3 separate regions of the Homo sapiens genome follow, and all the other regions are linked to region 3. Evidence: read pairs that join two places in POLR2A ChIA-PET (ENCODE). Cell type or tissue: CD4-positive, alpha-beta T cell. All regions are shown on one strand.

Region 1 (2,500 bases), 61 kb before region 3:
TTGTGTTCATTTTGTATTCTGTAACCTTACTGAACTGGTTCGTTAGTCCTAACAGTTTTTAATGGAATCTTAAGGATTTTTTAGTATAAAATCATGTCATCTGTGAACAGAACTAATTTTACTTTTTCCTTTCCAATTTGGATGACTTTTCTTCCTTTTTCTCTCCTAATTGCTCTGGCTAGGACTTCCCATACTATATTGAATAGAAGTGGTGAGAGTGGGCATCCTTGTCTTATTTCTAATCTTAGAGGAAAAGTTTTAGTCTTTCACCATTGAATATGATGTTAGCTGTGGGCTTCTCATATATGAGCTTTATTATATTGAGGTAGTTTCATTCTGTTCCTAGTTTGTTGAGTGTTTTTTATCATGAAAGGATGTTGAATCCTTTCAAATGCTTTTTCTGCATCAATTGAGATGATCATGTGGCTTTTGTCCCTCATTCTGTTAATGTGGTGTATTACATTAATTGATTTTTGTTATGTTGAACCAGAGTTGCATTCCAGGAATAAACTTGGTCATGGTGATTAATCCTTTCAATGTACTGTTGAATTTCATTTCCTAGTATTTTGTTGAGGTCTTTTGCATCAATAGTCATCAGGGATATTGGCCCGTAGTTTTATTTTCCTGTATCGTCTTTATATGGCCTTGGTATCAGGATAATGCTGGCCTTATTGAATGAGCTGGAAGTATGCCCTCCTCTTCAATTGTTTTGGAAGAATTTCAGGAGGATTGGTTTTATTTCTTTTTAAAATGTTTATAGAATCCATCAGTGAAGCCATCTGGTCCTGGACATTTGTTTGTTTGGAGGATCTTTATTACTAATTCAATCTGCATACTCATTATTGCTCTTTCAAATTTTCTATTTCTTCATGATTCAGTCTTCCCAGGTTGTGTGTTTCTAGGAATTTACCCATTACTGTTCATAGTATTCTCTTTTAGTCTTTTTATTTCTGTGGCACCTCTTGTAATGTCCCCTCTTTCATTTTAGTTGAGTCTTCTCTCTCTCTCTTTTTTTTTTTGAGGCAGTCTATTTAAAAATCACAACATTTAGAAAAAAATCTATACATTTAGACAATAGAATAGATTTTTTTTTTTTTTAGATGGAGTCTCACTCACTCTGTTGCCCAAGGTGGAGTATAGTGGTGCTAACTGCAACCTCCACCTCCTGGGTTCAAGCAATTCTCCCGCCCCAGCCTCCCGAGTAGCTGAGACTACAGGCGTGTGCCACCACGCCCAGCTAATTTTTGTATTTCTAGTAGAGATGAAGTTTCACCGTTTTGGCCAGGGTGATCTCAAATTCCTGGCCTCAAGTGACTCACCTGCCTTGGCCTCCCAAGTGCTGGGATTACAGGTGTGAGTCACCATTCCCAGCCTCCTTTTTTCTTAGTTAACCTAGCTAAATGTTTGTCAATTTTTTTGCTCTTTTCAAAAAACCAACTTTTCATGTTGTTGGTTTTCCTATTGTCTTTCTATTCTCTATTGCAGATACCTAATGTATATAGATATCTCTATAGGTCTGATCTTTATTACTTCCTTCCTCCTGCTAGCTTCAGTTTCAGTTTACTCTTCTCTTTTGAGTTTCTTGATGTGCAGAGTTAGGTTGTTGATTCAAGATTTTTTTTTTTTAATGTACGTATTTATAGCTGTAAAATTCCCTCTTAGCACTGCTTTTACTGCATTCCATAAGTATGATGATTTCATTTTTTTCTTTTATCCATTGGTTGTTTAAGAATGTGTTGTTTAGGCCAGGTGCGGTGGCTCACTCCTGTAATTCCAGCACTTTGGGAGGCTGAGGCAGGTGGATTGCCTGAGTCAGGAGTTTGAGACTAGCCTGACCAACATGGTGAAACCCTGTCTCTACTAAAAATACAAAAATTAGCCAGGCGTGGTGGTGGGCACTTGTAATCCCAGCTACTCGGGAGGCTGAGGCAGGAGAATTGCTTGAACTGGGGAAGTGGAGGTTGCAGTGAGCCTAGATCCCGCCACTGTGCTCTAGGCTGGGCGACAGAGCAAGACTCCATCTCAAAAAAAAAAAAGAAAAAAGAAAAAAAATGTGTTGTTTAATTTGCACATGTCTGTGGATTTTCATTGTGTTATTGAATTCTAGTTTCATTCCATTGTGATTGAAAAAGATGGTTTGGGCCAGGCATGGTGGCTCACGCCTGTAATCCCAGCACTTTGGGAGGCCGAGGCAGTCGGATCATGAGGTCAGGAGATCGAGACCATCCTGGCTAACATGGTGAAAACCTGTCTCTATTAAAAATACAAAAAATTAGCCAGGCGTGGTGGTGGGCACCTGTAGTCCCAGCTACTCGGGAGGCTGAGGCAAGAGAATGGCATGAACCTGGGAGGCGGAGCTTGCAGTGACCTGATATCGCGCCACTGCACTCCAGCCTGGGTGACAGAGCGAGATTCCATCTCCAAAAAAAAAAAAAAAAGAAAAAAAAGAAAGAAAAAGTTTGTATAATTTCAGTCTTTGTGTGTTTGTTGAGACTTGTTT
Region 2 (2,500 bases), 110 kb before region 3:
AAACAGAAAGGTGTGTCCTTGTGCCCGAGGTTAAAGGGAATCGTGCATTGGAGAGGTCATGGCTGGAAAAGTGTTGACATCAGTTTTTTAAAGCCCAGAGCAGGCCTGACCTCCAGGAGCCTTCTCAAACTCTAACCACTCCATGCCATAGAGCACCCTTCCTCCTTGAACCACCTGTTCCTTTCCATGTGGATCTCGGTCATGAGTTATTGAGAATGTGACCTTGCGGGCAGGGGGTGTCTATGAGAATGGAGAGAAAAGATATGAGAAATACTATAAAGACAGAATAAAGGACTTGGTCACCCTTTAGATATCAGAGGCTGGGCGCGGTGGCTCAGGCCTGTAATCCCAGCACTTTGGGAGTCCACGGTGGGCGGATCACGAGGTCAGGAGATGGAGACCATCTCAGGAGGCGGAGCTTGCAGTGAGCCGAGATGTCGCCACTGCACTCCAGCCTGGGCGACAGAGTGAGACTCCGTCTCAAAAAAAAAAAAAAAAAGATATCAGAAAGATTAGGTGTGGAGGAGCAGGAAAGGATGATTCCTTGGATGTAGGCAGTTGTGGGCAAAAGATTTTTTTATCCTAAAGTTTAAAAATTCACACGCACACACATAAAATGTAATGTACTGCTCAAAAGGTCATCACCAAGAGGACAATCATGTAGCAACAGCCTAGGGCAAGAAAGAAAACATTACCAGCACCCCAGAAGCACTTACGTGTCTCCCAGCATTTCCTTTAATTTAAAAAAAGACATTATTAATTTTTAAAAACATAGACTAAAGCAGCTCTTCTCATCCTTTACTCTGCTTGCAAGTAATTCTGACACTCAGTTAAAAAAATGTTTTTTACTCTAAAGGAACCCCTTTCAGGTCTCAGAGAAGCTCTGCTGAACAGTTTTGATATCTAACAGCTCATGGTACATTAATGTGACACTCAATCATAGATACAGTAATCCAGTGATAACTACCAGGGCTTTTTAAAGTAGACATCTATATTCTTCTGTAGATATGTCTATTTTGGCCTTCATAGCCTACTATTTCTCTGTGGCTGGCTCTCTCCCAAAGGACATCAACTATAATGCAAGGTATTATTACATTGCATGTTATTACATGTTAAGATACATTTAACTATACGTCAGGAGTGTAGGTAGAGGCAGCTTTAGTTTCTCTTCTTTGGAACTTCTTCCTTCTTTAGGTATAACTTTATTGAATTAAAGTACAATAAACTGCACATAATTAAAATATGTAGTTTTATTATTTTTGGACATATGTCTATGCCCATGAAACCATTACCACAATCAAGATAATAAACATTTCCAGCATCCCTGGAAGATTCTTTGTGTCCTTTGGCAATTCATTACTCTCTTTACCCTGATTCCCAGACTACCAATCACCTGCTTTCTATGATAAATTAATTTGCACACTACAGTATTTTGTAGGAATGGAATGATACAATGTCTACTCTTTGGTCTGGCTGCTGTCACTTAGCACCATGAGCTTGAGAGTCATCCATTTCATTGCACATTGCGGTTTCTTTTTATTGCTGAGTAGTATTCCTTTGCACAGAAATCCCACAATCTGTGTATCTGTTCACTGTACGATAACCCAATTTAAAAATGGAACATAGTTGGGTTATTTTCTAGATTTTAGCTATTACAGATAAAGCTAATACATACAAATTAAGCTTCATATACAAATTTTTACGTGGATATATATTTTTTCATTTCTTTTGGGTAAATACCTAGAAGTGGAATGGTTGGGTTGTATGGCAGTAGATGCTTAACTTTTTAAGAAACTGCCAGTTTTCCAAAGTGGTTGTACCATTTTATATTCCCACCTGCAGTGTATGAGAGTTCCCGTTGTTGCCGGGAGCGGATGCTCACACCTGTAATCCCAGCACTTTGGGAGGCCAAGCGGGGCAGATCACCTGAAGTCAAGAGTTTGAGACCAGCCTGGCCAACATGGTGAAACCCTGTCTCTACTAAAAATACAAAAAAATTAGCCAGGTGTGGTGGTGGGCACCTGTAATCCCAGCTAACTGGGAAGCTGAGGCAGGAGAATCGCTTGAACCTGGGAGGCGGAGGTTGCAGTGAGCCGAGACTGCACCATTGCACTCCAGCCGAGGCAACAAGAACGTGACTCCGTCTCAAAAACAAACAAACAAAAAAGAGAGTTCCAGTTGTTCCACACCCTTGCCTATGCTTGGGATGGTGAATCTTTTTAGTTTTGGCCAATTATGGCTGTGTAAGGACTAATGATGTTGAGCATCTTTGCATGTGTTTATTACCATTATAATATATTCTTGTGTAAAATATCCGTTCAAATCTTTTTCCTATTTTAAATTGGGTAACTTATCTCATTTTTAATTCAGTAGTAAGAGTTCTTTATATATTCTATATACAAATCCCTTGACTGACACGTGTGTTGCAAATATTATCTTCAAATTTGCCTTTTCTTTTTCTTAATGTCTTCTGAAGAGCAAAAGTTTTAAATTTTGATGA
Region 3 (2,500 bases):
GTGGTCCCTGCAGCAGCTGGCTGCGACAAGAGGCCAGGCTGCTCCCTGCCCACAACATCATTCACATCGTTACTATGGGTGAAGGATTCCTCTCCATTTACTGGGGAGAAAACTGAGGTTGGGGAAAGGGAGCCACTGGAAGCCACGGGCTCCAGTGTACCTCCAGTCTACCTCCAGGGTTCCTCCCTCAGTTCCAGGGTTGTTAGATAAACCTGGAGGTCTGGGTGGGCCAAAAAGGGAGGCAGGGCAGGCCGTCGGGGAGCAGCCAGGCCCGCACCCCACATTCTATACATTCTATCCTGGAAAGCAGCCGCTTGGGCCGCCCAGCCCCAGGGCCTACCCTGCTCTCCTCACACTGCCTTGGTGGATTTCTGGGCTTGGTGCCCTGCTCCTAGGTGGGAAGCTCTGACAGAGGCTCCCACAAGCCTCCAGAAGGCTGCAGCTTAGCCAGGATGACAACTGTGTGGTCGGACAGCAGCTACATGCCATCTCCCAGCTGTCAGGCTCCATGGCCCTTGAACCCCTTGTGTACTAAGGCCCCTTCCAGCTGGGCCACAGGAGGTGCAGGCCTTAGTGCTGCCTTGGACGTGAGTGTTCCCGGGGTCCCTGACGGCAGCAGCCTGCCCACTTCCACGCGTCTGTCCTTGCTCCCTTGGGGCCTCCTCCCACCCTGGTTGACGGATGCCCAGTACTGGCCCCAGGCTGGACTCAACCCTCCCTGTCTAGCCAGGGTGGGGCAAACACAAGGCTGTGCCCTGGAGGCTTGGGGACAGCAATGGGTATCATCACCTAAGAGAGAAAGAGCTAGAGGCTGGGTGTGTGTCAGCTGAGCCCCGAATTTCTGGAAAGTCAAGGTGTTTCAGGAAGCAGACTCCACCTCTTGGGATCCCGTGACTTGACCCAAGCCAATCAGCATCCTCATTCCCTTGGCCACAGTGATTGGTCTGCATGGTCACATGACCCAAGATGGCCTCCCCACCCCTTGATGGCAGGAGGGAGCCTGGCTGCTGAGCTTGGGCAGCCATCTTGGAACTGGAAGAGCCTCCCAATGAGGCCCAAACAGAGGTTGGAGGAAGTCAGATCTCTGGTTTCATCTAGAGTAGTTACATGAGTCAATAAATTTCACGTGGAGTCAGGTTTTCTGCCAACTGCTGTCCTTGTCCACCCAGCCACTGTGTTGCAGGGATCAGCCTCTGCTCTCCAAAATTCCTGCCTTGGCCATATTTCCCCCACCCAGCATCCAGGCTTATAGCATCTCTTCCTCTTTTCTGCCGGGGCCAGGCCTGGCCCCCTTGGAGAGCTCAGTCTTCAGTGCCCCAGTGCTGTCCACTATAAATTCTACACAAAACTTCCTCATGAATCTCCATCTCAGAAAGGAAGCTTGGCTTTCCCTTTACCTTATCAAAACTCACGTAAATTATTCACCCCCAGCCAGGCATGGTGGCTCACGCCTGTAATCCCAGCACTTTGGGAGGCCAAGGCAGGCGGATCACCTGAGGTCAGGAGTTTGAGACCAGCCTGGCCAACGTGGTGAAATCTCATCTCTACTAAAAACACAAAAACATCATCCAGGCGTGGTGGTGGATGCCTATAATCCCAGCTACTCAGGAGGCCGAGGCAGGAGAATTGCTTGAACACAGGAGGTGGAGGTTGCAGTGAGCCGAGATTGCACCACTGCACTCCAGTCTGGGCAACAAAGCAAGACTCCATCTCAGAAAAAAAAAAAAAAAAGATCCACCCCTTCCAACAACATCTGTCCCAAAGAGACATTGAAAAACTGCTGACACCTGAATAGCCCATTCACATTTAAGAAAAATCATGGCCGGGTGCGGTGGCTCACGCCTGTAAAGCACTTTGGGAGGCCAAGGCAGGCGGATCATGAGGTCAAGAAATCAACACCATTCTGGCCAACATGGTGAAACAACCTCATCTCTACTAAAAATACAAAAATTAGCTGGGTATGATGGCATGCGCCTGTAGTCCCAGCTACTCAAGAGGCTGAGGCAGGAGAATCACTTGAACCTGGGAGGCAGAGGTTGCAGTTAGCCGAGATCACACCACTGCACTCCAGCCTGGCGACAGAGTAAGACTCCGTCTCAAAAAAAAAAAAAAACAAACAAAAAAAAAAAAACAAGAAAAGAAAAATTATATTGGGGTATAGTCTCAAAGCACCCCTCTTCCCGGAGTCATGAAATGAATATTTTGCTCTGTGAGACAACAGGATTCTCTCCTCTGCCCTCAACAAAACCTCACAGGAAAGGGCTACTGCCCTCACCTGCATGGAGAGAAGGACCGTGCAGCTCAGCATGGGGAGGCCATGCCTTAGGCGTGTTCTCCTAGTAGCAGGCCCTGCTATGTAGATTTCAATGCAAGGAGTTTATTTGGGAAGTGATCTAGGAAACCGAATAGGGGAGTGGAGATTGAGGCAGAGAAAGGCTGAAAGCCTTTCAAGGTACAGTGTGTTGAATAATGTCACCTCCAAATTCATGTCCATCCAGAA

Evidence for each region. ChIA-PET counts read pairs that join two places held together with the same protein. Peaks named below come from ENCODE experiments on the same cell type or tissue, not always from the same donor. Only the 100,000 strongest peaks of a DNase experiment are listed, where the experiment ranks them.
Region 1: POLR2A ChIA-PET joins it to region 3 with 5 read pairs; 8 of 35 experiments call an interaction of 5 or more read pairs at or near these places.
Region 2: POLR2A ChIA-PET joins it to region 3 with 9 read pairs; 3 of 35 experiments call an interaction of 5 or more read pairs at or near these places.

What each region holds. Positions count from the first base shown.
Region 1 is chr9:92,978,947-92,981,446 of GRCh38, forward strand. The region is part of intron 3 of FGD3 (FYVE, RhoGEF and PH domain containing 3); the gene reads left to right. Among named protein-coding and RNA genes, the nearest start is that of FGD3, 33 kb to the left of the region's middle. In CD4-positive, alpha-beta T cell, no CTCF peak of the experiment used is centred here; a DNase peak (open chromatin) is centred at 1,325; H3K27ac peaks cover 563 bases.
Region 2 is chr9:92,925,744-92,928,243 of GRCh38, forward strand. No RefSeq gene overlaps it. Among named protein-coding and RNA genes, the nearest start is that of FGD3, 21 kb to the right of the region's middle. In CD4-positive, alpha-beta T cell, no CTCF peak of the experiment used is centred here; no DNase peak of the experiment used is centred here.
Region 3 is chr9:93,040,332-93,042,831 of GRCh38, forward strand. No RefSeq gene overlaps it. Among named protein-coding and RNA genes, the nearest start is that of SUSD3, 17 kb to the right of the region's middle. In CD4-positive, alpha-beta T cell, no CTCF peak of the experiment used is centred here; a DNase peak (open chromatin) is centred at 964; H3K27ac peaks cover 27 bases.